Linked DNA regions of Homo sapiens: region 1 is linked to region 2. The links are chromatin contacts, found by Hi-C or POLR2A ChIA-PET in ENCODE. All regions are on one chromosome and are shown on one strand. The core of a region is the stretch at or near the end of the contact, and the rest is flanking DNA. Distances in the headings are between cores, read along the strand shown. Region 1 overlaps MAP3K5 (mitogen-activated protein kinase kinase kinase 5). Region 2 overlaps MAP3K5 (mitogen-activated protein kinase kinase kinase 5).

Evidence for each region. Hi-C counts contacts between places; a loop is a spot of excess contacts on that map. ChIA-PET counts read pairs that join two places held with the same protein, here RNA polymerase II (POLR2A). Pooled maps may share reads with other maps.
Region 1: a map of ascending aorta shows a loop between it and region 2 (2.9-fold over the local background). The contact joins two enhancer-like sites. A Hi-C loop is called at or near these places in 5 of 168 maps with a recorded cell type or tissue (CD4-positive, alpha-beta T cell, Caco-2, Right ventricle myocardium inferior and 2 more) and 7 of 50 pooled maps. POLR2A ChIA-PET finds 5 or more read pairs at or near these places in 3 of 52 experiments (Caco-2, GM10248 and MCF 10A).

Annotation. Positions count from the first base shown.
Region 1 is chr6:136,682,744-136,689,316 of GRCh38, reverse strand. The region is part of intron 7 of MAP3K5 (mitogen-activated protein kinase kinase kinase 5); the gene reads left to right. Among named protein-coding and RNA genes, the nearest start is that of MAP3K5-AS1, 57 kb to the right of the region's middle. RefSeq lists an enhancer at 3,688-3,857. Within about 2 kb of position 3,601, at least 7 of the 41 ENCODE cell types and tissues checked have a DNase peak (open chromatin) inside an H3K27ac peak, as active enhancers do; they include ascending aorta, where a contact is called at or near this core.
Region 2 is chr6:136,641,637-136,648,198 of GRCh38, reverse strand. MAP3K5 (mitogen-activated protein kinase kinase kinase 5) reads left to right here. Exons shown (of 30, transcript NM_005923.4): 12 at 5,630-5,679. It overlaps MAP3K5-AS1 (MAP3K5 antisense RNA 1), which reads right to left. Exons shown (of 3, transcript NR_125858.1): 3 at 1-427. Among named protein-coding and RNA genes, the nearest start is that of MAP3K5-AS1, 16 kb to the right of the region's middle. Within about 2 kb of position 3,883, at least 16 of the 41 ENCODE cell types and tissues checked have a DNase peak (open chromatin) inside an H3K27ac peak, as active enhancers do; they include ascending aorta, where a contact is called at or near this core.

The DNA.
Region 1 (6,573 bases), core at 2,352-4,851, 41 kb before region 2:
AAAACTTTTATTTTTTAGAAATAGTGTCTTGCTCTGTTGTCTAGGCTGGAGTACAGTGACACAATCATAACTCACTGAAGTCTGGAACTCCTGGCCTCAGGCAGTCCTCCTGCCTCAGTCTCCTGAGCAGATGGGACAACAGGTGCACGCTATAACACTTGGCTAATTTTTGAATTTTTTGCAGAGATGCGGTCTTGCTGTGTTGGCCAGGTTGGTCTTGAACTCCTGGCCTCAAGTGATCCTCCTGCCTCAGCCTCCCAGAATGATGGGATTATAGGCATGAGCCACTGTACTTGGCCTTAACCAAGTTTTTTTTTTTTCTGCTATTACAAAAGAGGAGTGTAATTGTGCAGCCCTTTTATTATCCTGATGTTTACACTTTATGAAAATTCTTAGTTGTGGGAGATTTAGAATCAGATATTTGAGAAGCATTATGCCCAGTATAAATGCTTTCGTATGTGACAATGAAATGCATAGGTAATCCAAAAAGGCCTGGTTTTCAAGGTGAATGAATTAAGATAAAAAACATCTCCTATGAAGTTAGAATGCATTGTGTACAAGGATAAAATAGAAGTGTTTTTCCATTTGAAAACAAAATAATTTAGAAGACTGAGAGCTTTCAAGGTCGCATAAAGTTCAGTTAAGGAGCAGAGTTTTTTCTGGTTTTGTTTTTGTTTCAATTTTCTGTACTTACAAATTCTGGCTCTTTTATTTTAATAATTCCCATTTAGCCTAGGAACATTAACTGCCTCTCAAAAGAGCTTTGTGTTCAAGGTCTTCAGGTCAAATTGAAGATGTCAGGATTTTTGTGATTTCATTTTAAGCTATCTTATTTATTTTCTATTAAGAACAGAAAATGGTGTTAGAGCTCAAAGATTTCTAGATTTTTTTTTTAAATTATACTTTAAGTTCTGGGATACATGTCCAGAATGTGCAGTTTTGTTACATAGGTATATATATATGCCATGGTGGTTTGCTGCACCCATCAACCCGTCATCTACATTAGGTATTTCTTCTAATGCTATGCCTCCCCTAGCCCCCTACCCACCAACAGGTCTCAGTGTGTGATGTTCCCCTCCCTGTGTCCATGTGTTCTCATTGTTCAACACCCACTTATGAGTGAGAACATGCGGTGTTTGGTTTTCTGTTCCTGTGTTAGTTTGCTGAGAATTATGGTTTCCAGCTTCATCCATGTACCTGCAAAGGACATGAACTCACCCTTTTTTATGGCTGCATACTATTCCATGGTGTATATGTGCCACATTTTCTTTATCCAGTCTATCATTGATGGGCATTTGGGTTGGGTCCAAGTCTTTGCTATTATGAACAGTGCTGCAATAAACATGTGTGTGCATGGGTCTTTATAGTAGAATGATTTATAATCCTTTGGGTATATACCAATAATGGGATTGCTGGGTCAAACGGTATTTCTGGTTCTAGATCCTTGAGGAATCGCCACACTGTCTTCCACAATGGTTGAACTAATTTACACTCCCACTGACAGTGTAAAAAGTTCTTATTTCTCCACACCTTCTCCAGCATCTGTTGTTTCTTGACTTTTTAATGATCACCGTTCTAACTGGCATGAGATGGTATCTCATTTTGGTTTTGATTGGCGTTTTGTAATGACCAGTGATAATGAGCTTTTTGTCATATGTTTGTTGGCCGCATAAATGTCTTCTTTTGAGAAGTGTCTGTTCATATCTTTCACCCACTTTTTGATGGGATTGTTTTTTTTCTGGTAAATTTGTTTAAGTTCCTTGTAGATTCTGGATATTAGCCCTTTGTCAAATGGATAGATAGCAAAAATTTTCTCCCATTCTGTAGGTTTCCTGTTCATTCTGATGGTAGTTTCTTTTGCTGTGCAGAAGCTCTTTTGTTTAATTAGATCCCATTTGTCTATTTTGGCTTTTGTTGCCATTGCTTTTGGTGTTTTAGTCATGAAGTCTTTGCTCATACCTATGTCCTGCATGGTATTGCCTAGGTTTTCTTCTAGGGTTTTTATGGTGTTAGGTCTTACATTTAAGTCTTTAATCCATCTTGAGTTAATTTTTGTATAAGGTGTAAGGAAGGGGTCCAGTTTCAGCTTTCTGCATATGGCTAGCCAGTTTACCCAACACCATTTATTAAATAGGGAATTCTTTCCCCGTTACTTGTTTTTGTCAGGTTTGTCAAAGATCAGATGGTCGGAGATGTATGGTGGTATTTCTGAGGCCTCTGTTGTGTTCCATTGGTCTATGTATCTGTTTTGGTATCAGTACCATGATGTTTTGGTTACTGTAGCCTTGTAGTATAGTTTGAAGTCAGGTAGCATGATGCCTCCAGCTTTGTTCTTTTTGTTTAAGATTGTCTTGGCTATATGGGCTCTTTTTTGGTTCCATCTGAAGTTTAAAGTAGTTTTTTCTAATTCTGTGAAGAATGTCAATGGTAGCTTAATGGGGATAATATTGAATCTATAAATTACTTTGGGCAGTATGGCCATTTTCATGATATTGATCCTTCCTATCCATGAGCATGGAATGTTTTTCCATTTGTTTGTGCCCTCTCTTATTTCCTTGAGCAGTGGTTTGTAGTTCTCCTTGAAGAGGTCCTTCACATCCCTTGTAAATTGTATTCCTAGGTATTTTATTCTCTTTGTGGCAATTGTGAATGGGAGTTCACTCATGATTTGGCTCTCTGTTTGTCTATTATTGGTGAATAGGAATGCTTGTGATTTTTGCTCATTGATTTTGTATCCTGAGACTTTGCTGAAGTTGCTTACCAGCTTAAGGAGATTTTGGGCTGAGACGATGGGGTTTTCTAAATATACAATCATGTCATCTGCAAACAGAGACAATTTGACTTCCGCTCTTCCTATATGAATATCCTTTCTTTCTTTTTCTTCCCTGATTGCCCTGGCCGTAACTTCCAATACTATGTTGAATAGGAGTGGTGAGAGAGGCCGTCCTTGTCTTCTACTGCTTTTCAAAGGGAATGCTTCCAGCTTTTGCCCATTCAGTATGATATTGCTTGTAGGTTTGTCATAAATACCTCTTATTATTTTGAGATACATTCCATCAATACCTAGTTTATGAGCTCAAAGACTTCTAATGGGACAGTCTTCAGGAGTTGATCTTGCACATGACACTTACTGATTTATTTAGTAATGTAAGAATGCCACTTTTACTGTAGAGGACCTATCCATAACCTGCCATTATTGTCATTATATCCATTTGTCCTATTTAACACTAAAAGGGAGCCCCCACTCCCCAATCTTAAAATGGATGCCTTTTCATGCTCTTGCTTATAAAGCTATTTTGGTATTTCTTAGTGTTTTGTCCAGTTTCCGCTGTAGTGCAAACATAGTCTTATTTCTGTTGGCCTTGTCCCCAACCTCCCTTTCTGTTGGAGCTAAGAAGGAAACCTGCCCTGTCAAGGTGCTCACAGGGAGGAGGGCTGCTGAGGTTGTCAGGCATCTGGCCAGATATACCCAGGATTATGCCCCTCATTAGTCATGGGTCCCAAAGGGATGTTTCAACTGACCCTTGTTTTTTTCTTTTGAGTCATAATCCTCTGGGTTTTCATTTCTTAAATGCTGTTGCTGGCATAAGGAGTGAGGTGTTAGGGCAGGTAGTCAGTCCCTCAGGCTTCTTTCCATGGACTGAATCATTTTCTGTTGACTTGAATAAACAGTAAGCCACTGATCATGGAAAGTTTAAGGATAAGAGTTCCAACTCAATGGAAAGAGAACCCAAGCAGTTGTGATTACAATGGCTCATCGAACTCTTTCTGCAATTCTCTTTTTTAATAATATTAATAAATGTTCCTGACCCACAGTGGAGGGAGGAAGTTTTACTCTCCTGGGCATATTATCTGATTCAAGTACTAAATGGCAGCGTTTTAGTGCTACAGAGAGTCTCTAATGTGATCTATTTTCCGATAGCTTTAGTTGTGGGTTCAGAATGTGAAAACAGAAAATAGGGGGAAAATGGTTTAGATTATTATTATTATTATTGTTTTAGAGCAGGATCTTGCTCTGTCATCCAGGCTCAAGTGCAGGGGTACAATCTTGGCTCACTGCAGCCTTGAACTCCTGGGTTCAAGCAATCCTCCTGTCTCAGCCTGCTGAGTAGCTGGGACTACAGGCGCGTGCCACCATGCCCAGCTACTTTTTGTATTTTTTTTTTTGCAGAGACAAGGTTTCCCTATGTTGCCCAGGCTGATCCTGAACTCCTGGGCTCCAGATCCACCTGCCTCACCTCCCAAAGTGCTGGGATTACAGGCGTGAGCCACCGCGCCTGGCTGGTTTAGATTTTTCTAAGTGTGCTGAATTACAGTATATTGTTGCAACAAACTGTGATTCTTGACTCTTATGTGAGACAGAGAGTGAATGGTTTGAATGAATACATCCTAATTTAAGCATTAAAAACATAGTTCTCTAACATTTGATGTTTTGCATTGTCATTTCCTTAGTTATTTTTGTTCATCCCAGCTCTTGAGAATGGCTGAAATAATGCAATTTGTATTTAAAAGGCTGTGGCATTTTTCTCATAGCTTTTCAATATAAAGATTTAAATCAGTTAAAGGCAGCAGTGGTGCCCGTCACATGCTAGTTAGAGGACAACTTGGGCTGCAGGAGAAGGAGCAAGATGACAGCAGAGAGGGTGAGAAGCTGGGAGGAGAGCCAGCTTTCAAGGGGTGAGAATTTGTGACTAAAGAGCTGAGACTTACATCCTAAAAAACAGCCATCAAGTTTCTGAAGTGGCAAACTTAACCCCTGGAGATGATCCAAGGAAGTGTTAGGGACAAATCACCATGCCTTAGAGGACCACAGAAGTTCTCATTGCCAGATTATCTCCACATTTTCTTTTTTAAGCAAATCTAAAAAGAAATAACCATGAAATGGTTATGCTGAATTCCTATGCAGTATGACTTATTTAGAAAATTTTGTTATATGCAGTATTTGCTCACATAGGTAGAAATATTAATAATAATTGAGCCCTTAACCCTTAGAGTTCACACAACGTTTCTGTGCATGTTACTAATGAGGGAGGCTTACAGGAACCTTGTGAAGTAGGCAAGGCTGACATTTTTCTTCCTTTTTTTTTTAAAAAAAAAATTGAGATAGGGTCTCATTCTGTCGCCCAGTGCAGATCACAGCTCGCTGCAGCCCTGAACTCCTGGGCTCAAGTGATCCTCCCACTTCAGCCTCCCAAGTAGCTGGGACCACAGGTGTATGCCGCCATGCCTGGCTCATTTTTTATTTTTTGTAGAGATGGGATCTCGCTATGTGGCCCAGGCTAGTCTCAAATACCTGGAGCAAAGTGATACTAACACCCCAGCTTCCCAAAGTGCTGGGATTACAGATGGGAGCCACCACACCTGGTCACTTCTTCCCATTTTGCAACTGATGAAATTAAAAATCAAAGAACTCCAGTGAATTTCGTGTTGCCCTGTGATTAATAAAATTTCAGATCTTATTTTTTCAGATCCAGTGTTGTTTTTACTGTATCCTAGGCCCTCCTTCCTGAAGTTTCCAGGAATAGACATTTCCAGAAATGTCTAGATTTCAGTTTTGTTGAAGAAGTATGAACTAATGGGAGACTCACAAGGGATCAGTGTTTACACAATACTTGGAAACAGTGTGATCTTGGGCAAATTACCCTTAGAATATTCTGTTTTATTACTTAAAAAAAATTAACACTTGCGTAGATGAGTTAGAATGCTCTTGGCATATTGCAAGTAGCAGAACACCTTACTCCAATGGATTTAATCATAAGAAAGTGTATCTCCTAAAACATGAAGTTCAGAAGTAGGACTGGCTCAAGTGCAGGTTGAACCAGCAGCTGAAAGACATCAGTCAGGTCCTTTTTCTTGCTATGGCCATGGGTGGCTTTGACCTTGGGCTGCCCCTACTCGGGATTGCAAGATGGCTATGGCCATTCCAAGACCAACCCAGATTAGCTGCACCAGTGTCGAGGGGAACTGAGGCAATGTTTTCCTGTATCTTTCTCTTAGGACTGAGAAAACATGCTTGTAAAAACTTACTCCAGACTTTCTTTATGCCTTCATGCTTCTAGTATTTCATCAGCCTCAAACTACACAAATCACTAGCAAAGAGGATGGGATTATTACAACCGGTTTAGACTAACCTCTTTGGGATGAGTGCTTTGTTGTGAGGATTAAATGAAACAACATATGTTAAAGTCCTGAAATTTAGTAAGCCTTTAGTGTTATATCCTTGGTGTTAATACATCTTTAGTGAATAATTTTGTATTTTTTTCTGCTCCCCCGCCATTTTGTATGTCTTTACATATTTGATATATTTATCCATGTTCAAAATGGACATTGACTATATTAAATTTCCCTTGTTCTAAAATATTTCTAAAAGTCTTTTTTTTTCTTTCTGGATGTAGCTAAACATTTTAGCTAATGAGGGAAAATGTATAGAGTCTGCATAATTTTTACACAGGCCCTGTCTGAATTTCATATATCAGGGCTATTGTGGCACCATGTAGGATAGGCAGTACTTGCCTGAAATCACATTTGATTTTGGAGAAAACGGTGTTCTCATTCTTAAGGGAAGATATGAAG
Region 2 (6,562 bases), core at 2,634-5,133:
TTACTTGTGATACTAATTTATTCATAACAGAAAACTTCCTTGCCAAAGGACTTTGAAGACAGGCTTTCAGCTAAGACATAGCTTCCCATGAGACTCACTTCCATGAGTGCAGTAAATAGAGGGAAGACTTTGAAAGAAGTCATTGCCCCAGCAACCCCATCAGCAACATTTCTAACATGTCATTTTAATTGTGTTAAAATGCATCATGCTACACCCGAGGAAAGCACTGTTGAGATGATGGTAGAGCAAATCAATCTACCAGCGTTCTTTTGAGTTCTGTGGACTTTGGGACTGTGCTGGTTCCTGAGGAGGACATTATGGGTTCTTGGTCTGTGGCGTTCAGTGAGGAGGAAGATCAGTGAGGCATGGAGTCCTTCGAGAAGGCTTGCTAAAGGAGGTGGAACCTGGACTTTGGCTGTGGGTAGAACTAGAAGAGATAAATGAACACGGGAAGACAAACTAGATTAGAAGAATAAGGCAGAATTCCAACCAAGGCACCAAAGTGAAAGCAAGCATGGGACGTTCAGGGGCCGGCAGAGTCTGACTCATTCTACAAGGGGAAACGTGTTGAGGGAGGTGGGAGATATGATTGGTTGGGCAGGATGACATAAAACTCTAGAGTGCTATGTAAGCTAGGAAGAAGAATTTTAAACATGTGTCGGTAGGAAACAGGATGTCACTGACGTTTCTGAAAATCTGAGAGCTGGCAGGAAGGCAGAACAGAATGTGAATTATGAACCCAGGGTCAGCATCAAAGTGCATAGGTGTGAAGGTTGATGTTAGCTCTTGCATGCTTCGTGGCCTAGGCATGCGCTTCAACTCCTCATGCTTTAGTTGCCATGTATGTAAAATGAGAATAACAGTACCTCATAGAATTGTTGTGAAGATTAAGTGAGAGGATGAATGGAAATCATTTAGCACAGTGCTAAGTGGCTTGGAACAAGTGCTCCATAATGGTTGCTAGTGTAGCTATAAGACTGATCTGGTCTTGACATTTGATTTCTGAAGTCTGAGGCTCTGGAGGGTCACAGAGAAGACTGTTAGAGGAACTAGCTAGATATGAGGCAGGTAGAGATCCTAGAGTGGAATAATACAATTGTGACTGCAAAGGGACAGATGATTTGATTTGGAAAGAAAAGTATACAACTTAATCACAAATTAGGAAGAAGGATTAAAAAGAGGGAGTAAGTGTAAGGTGACTCAAGTTTTGATTGCATTGATAAAGGTGGTAGGATTTTTAGAAGGAAAACCTGAGTTGTAGAGGAATCATGAGGAATTTCATTTTGGACGTGTTTAGTTGAAACTAATGGCAAGACTCCAAGTGGAATCATCCAGTGGCAAAATTGGGAATAATCAATATAACTGTCTATATACATGTTAGTGATATTGCTTTAAAGTGCAGTGCAATATTTATATTGTTTTGCATGTATGCAAGTATACACATACATGTTCTCACAAGCTGAGATACACTAATCATCCAGTGGAAACTACAAAAACTAAGAACAGTTAGGAGACATGAACATTATGGAGACGAGAGCAGGACTGGAGGAGGAGATTTTCAAAGGCTTGATTGAAAAGAGCAAGGTTATCCAAGGACACTTGGAAACAGAGTGAGGCTAGAGGAATTAGCGATTAGCAAGGCCTAGAGAATGAGTAGAGAGCCAGAAGAATTTGGAAGACAGAAAAAGAACAGAAAGTAAGCCAGAGATTTTTGGAAAATGAGTACTATTTCCAGCAATTTGTTATTGTTTTCTCCTTCCTGGAGGTTCTTTGCTCAGTAAAGTGAGCCTCGTTTTCATTCTCTTATGTTTTGTGACAATCATAGAGACAATTTTTATATTATGCTAAGAAATATTAGGATATATATTAGGATATAAACAAGTGCATTAAATAGGGTTACAAATTTAAGTTATGTACTGTCCATTTTCCATTTTCACCATCTTTTGATCAGGAGGAATTTTATTTATGTTGTCCTTATTTCCTATAACTTTTAGTGCTAAAAAATTCTCCTTGTTCAAAAATTGAAGCTTTCTTGTATCAGTTTCCATTCTGAATTTATGTCAATTTCTTTGCAAACCCTGATTCTATCCATAGTGTATTCATTATCACTACCATTTTCTCAATTTTTTAAAATAAAAGTGGTAAAATTGGAAGGAGGACAAGCAATAAAAACAAAAAAACTTTATTATTACCATGTTACTTTAAAACAACTATAAATAACAGAGAAGCAACCAGTTTAATAGGTCTTATGTTAAACTAAAAATGGGTTGTTTTTATCACAGAATGTTTAAAAATTTTTCCTAAAATTAGAATAGAGAATGTAGCTTTTCATTTATCATGTTTATTTCTTTAGTCACTCCTCTCACTATTTTTATTCTAACATATGGAATAAATAGCTCTGTGAGCTAGTATATACTTTATACTGCAACTTTCAAAACTTGAAGCACATTATATACCAATTCCCAAGGACTCTTAGAGAGAGCTACTCTACATTCAGGGGTAAAATTAATTGAAATCCCGATCTTTTAACAGTTCTCTATTTGTTGAATGAATGGTTGCTGCTGAAAAGTAAGTTAGTCCTTGAAGAAAGTCTGCATGTGTACAATGAAAGAAAAACTTAAGATTGAGGAAGAGAGAAGTTATTTGCAGGGCGTTTTAAATGGTTATTTAGAATTTCCCCCCCTTTTGGGGGTTGAAGTTTGGGCACCCTTGGCCTACCTCACGGATTATCAAGCAAAGGCAGGGGCCTAGTGGAGGACTAAGTGCTGACTCTCCTCCCTCACTTCAGCTCCAGCCAGTGGCCACTCACAGAAGGCCCAGGAAATTTATGAGGGAAACATGCTTACCCCTGATTCTAGATTAAGATGATTTGATGCTGTCATCCACCAAGGATGCTTTCTGCTACAAACTCCCTGCCAAAAGCAGCTTAAATAAAGAAATGGTATTTCATATTACAAGAAATTACAGGCCGAGCATGGTGACTCACACCTGTAATCCCAGCAATTTGGGAGGCCAGAGCAGGAGGATTGCTTGAGGCCAGGAGTTCAAGACCAGCCTGAGCAATGTAGCAAGACCCCCGTCTCTACAAAAAAATTTAAAAAAATTAACCAGGTTTGGTGATATGTGCCTGTAGTCCCAGCTGCTTGGGAGGCTGAGGCGGGAGGATTGCTTGAGCCTAGGAGATCCAGGCTGTAGTGAGCTATGATTACCCCACTACACTCCAGCCTGGATGGAAAAAAATAAATTTTGAGGTGGGGTGATTCTGAGGGTAGTTTCAGCATCAGGATTCTGAATTCTGGCTTCTCTGCGTACTCTTGGTGTTAGTCTCATGTTCTTAAGTAGCTAGCTATTCCAAGAAGCACCTCACACAGGCGGCATCCCGGGGAGGAGGGCCAAGCCCTCTCCTTTATACCATAAGTTGTATCACATGACCATGCTTACACCCATCCCCAGCAAGGCAAATGGACTTACCGTGGCCAATTTAGACTAATCAGTTTCACCATTCATAAACATTGCCACCTGAACCTGGGCAAAATTTATTTTTTTGTCAGCAGAGGAGAAGGATGGAATGACAGTTGCTGAGGGAGCTGACAGTGCCTACTACAGTATAACTCCTGCCACCTTCAGTCAATACAGTATTAACTTCCAGCTCCTATTCTAGCCCTAACTGGGGCCTGGGATCTGAGGCTAACCCGTTCCTAGAAAATGGTGCTTGTGCTGATTAAATTAGGTTGAGTGTTGGTTTGAGGCCTGTTGGGGCTAATTATAGCTAGCGCTGCGTTTGGCCTTGCTGTTTTCCCTGATTCCCAGACAGATCCCAGGAGCCTTTAAACTACCTGTTGGCTTTACAGCTCATCAGCGCCTCCTTGTGGTGTGTCCTACAGGTAGGTGGGGAGGGAGGCCTCCTTCCACCTTCCATCTCAGGGCTTGGGCTTTATTTACATCACTGAAATGGAACGTTCCCTGGCAGCACTGGCAACCTTTCAGGAACCAAGCATTCTGGAAATGCTCCCCTCCTTTCCTACAAAACCAGTCCACAATTTTTACTTAGCTGTTCCCAGAAAAGGACTGATAGAAGATGGGTTTTACCAGTGCTGTCTTGTTAGTATTTGCCAGTTGCTGTGTTCAGGGGTGGGTTTGCATACTGCCTCAGCTCTGCACTTGCCTCCCACCTCCTGCTCCTGGACATGGTCTTGGAAAGCAGCTCAGCTGCAGGCTCTGAGGATAAGGCTGCATTGTATGCAAGTAGTGTACAGGTAACAGCTGCAGCTCCTGGGTCATATATATATATATATATTTAGAAGTTCACCTGAGGCCAACAGGATTTAGAAGCAACTTTCCAAATTACCAGCTGAGGCTGCAGTCTGCTATTTTAATTTCACTCCCTCTGTACTCTGGTTAAGACAGCCACCACATACCTTTTTATGGTATCTTCCCTCCTGGACTTCATGCAACAAAATTTGCTCTGCGTTCATTCAGATCACATCCCCATGACCTGACTGACATGCACTGAAACTAGCTTTTTAGTAAATTCACATCTGACTTGAGAGGATCTATTTTTACTTTAAGTTGCATGGACCTAGCAAAGAATTATGGGCTGTAGATATAAATTGTCGCTTTTGAGTTGCTTTAGCCAAAAGGAGGGTTCTAGGCCACCTCAGAGCCACAAGGCTTTGTCACCCATTTTATTAGCCCAGGCAAGACCTCAGCCTCCTGGCAGTGGGTGGGTAAGAACTCCTTTTCATGGTTGTTTTAACTTTACAGAATTGAATGTCAGTGTCAGTTTATTGCCGTACTGTACTTGCTCAACTTAGACACATGGATAAACTACTTTGTTTCTGTAAAAATATTTATGCTATTTTATACTGTTGACATATTTTTAAAGGGATTATGATCCATTTTGTTATTTATTTTAGGGACATATGAATTTGATAATAATTTTATCTTAGCTTTAGTGATAAACTCAAGAAATAAATTCCCACATTTTTCTTTACCTTGGCTCTGCAAATCACCCATGTTTATAGTATGACAATCAAATTTTTGATGTTCATACTTTATTAGCATATGGAATTTTGCATAAATTAGGTAGCAATACCTTGTAGTTATGATGGGCACTGTACACATGTGTGTTCACATACATTCTTGTTCTACTAGTTTCTAAAGAAATAGAACCGCCTATTTAGTTGGAAATCTTAACTAAAGATAATTCAGAAATAGTTATCTTTAAAACCTTGCCGAGATGTTATTCAAATTAATGTTTATCTTTCTCGGAAAAGAAGTATTTCTCAACTGTAATAATAGAATTACCTTGATCATTGACTTTTTTTACTTAAAAATTAACACACAACAGTTATTACTAGATATCAAGTTTTAGAATTTAATGAGACTAATTCTCCTAGGCTCTTTTGGAAGCTGTTTTATTGAAGTACAGGAATTATTAAGTAGAGTAATCATTACCCTTGGGACTTGAGAATGAATTGTGCTTTCCATCCAGATAATTCTTTCATGAAAAATAGTGTACCAGGAAAAATGGCTGTGTATATCACTTTAAAAATAATTAAACAAAATTATTGTTGTTATGTTATTTTCCATTTGGATGACTCAGTATATTTTCTTGTTGTTGTTCTAGAAAGGTATACATGAGTGGAATTTTAGTGCCTCTTCTGTCAGGGGAGTGAGGTAAGTTTCCTTGGTACATTTTGTTAACTTATAAGACATTTTTCTCCACTATTCATGGGCTGGATAGAACTTCTAATCATGATTTTAAAATACAAGGAATGTCAAGAATCATTCAATTGGTGGAAATGCCCAGCCTTCTTCAGTGTCACTATCTCCTTTAGGAAGAGATTTGCAACAAAATGTTCACTGCTGGTTGAACTGATTCTGTGCTCCTGACCTACTTAAAATGTAACTGTGGGGTCAATGTGAACTATGGACCAGAATCAAAATGTAGATTACACTCAGCCATGTGGAGGTCCTCTTTAGCTGAGCTGTTGGTTTATGTAATAGGATGATTTCTGTCCTTTTGGTATACAAGGAACTCAGCTCCCTTTGTGTGGATACAAAGCACACATGCCGTCTACTACACTGTGTCCTGCCACTAATTTTATTTTATTTTATTTTATTTTATTTTATTTTATTTTATTTTATTTTATTTTATTTTATTTTTATTTTATTTTATTTATTTTATTTTATTTTATTTTATTTTGTGAGACAGAGTTTTGCTGTTTTCGCCCAGGCTGGAGTGCAGTGGCATGATCTCAGTTCACTGCAACCTCCGCCTCCCAGGTCCAAAATGTTCTCCTGCCTCAGCCTCCCAAGTAGCTGGGATTACGGGCGCATGTCACCATGCCCAGCTAATTTTTGTAATTTTAGTAGAGACAGGGTTTCACCGTGTTGGCCGGGCTGGTCTGAAACTCCTGACCTCAGTGATCCGCCCGTGTAGGGCTTCCAAAATGCTGGGATTACAGGTGTGAGCCACTCCGCCCGGCCCCTGTCACTAACACTAATGACTTCAGATGATAAGGAGTCCATTAAAAAAAAAAAAAACCTTCTGTAAGGT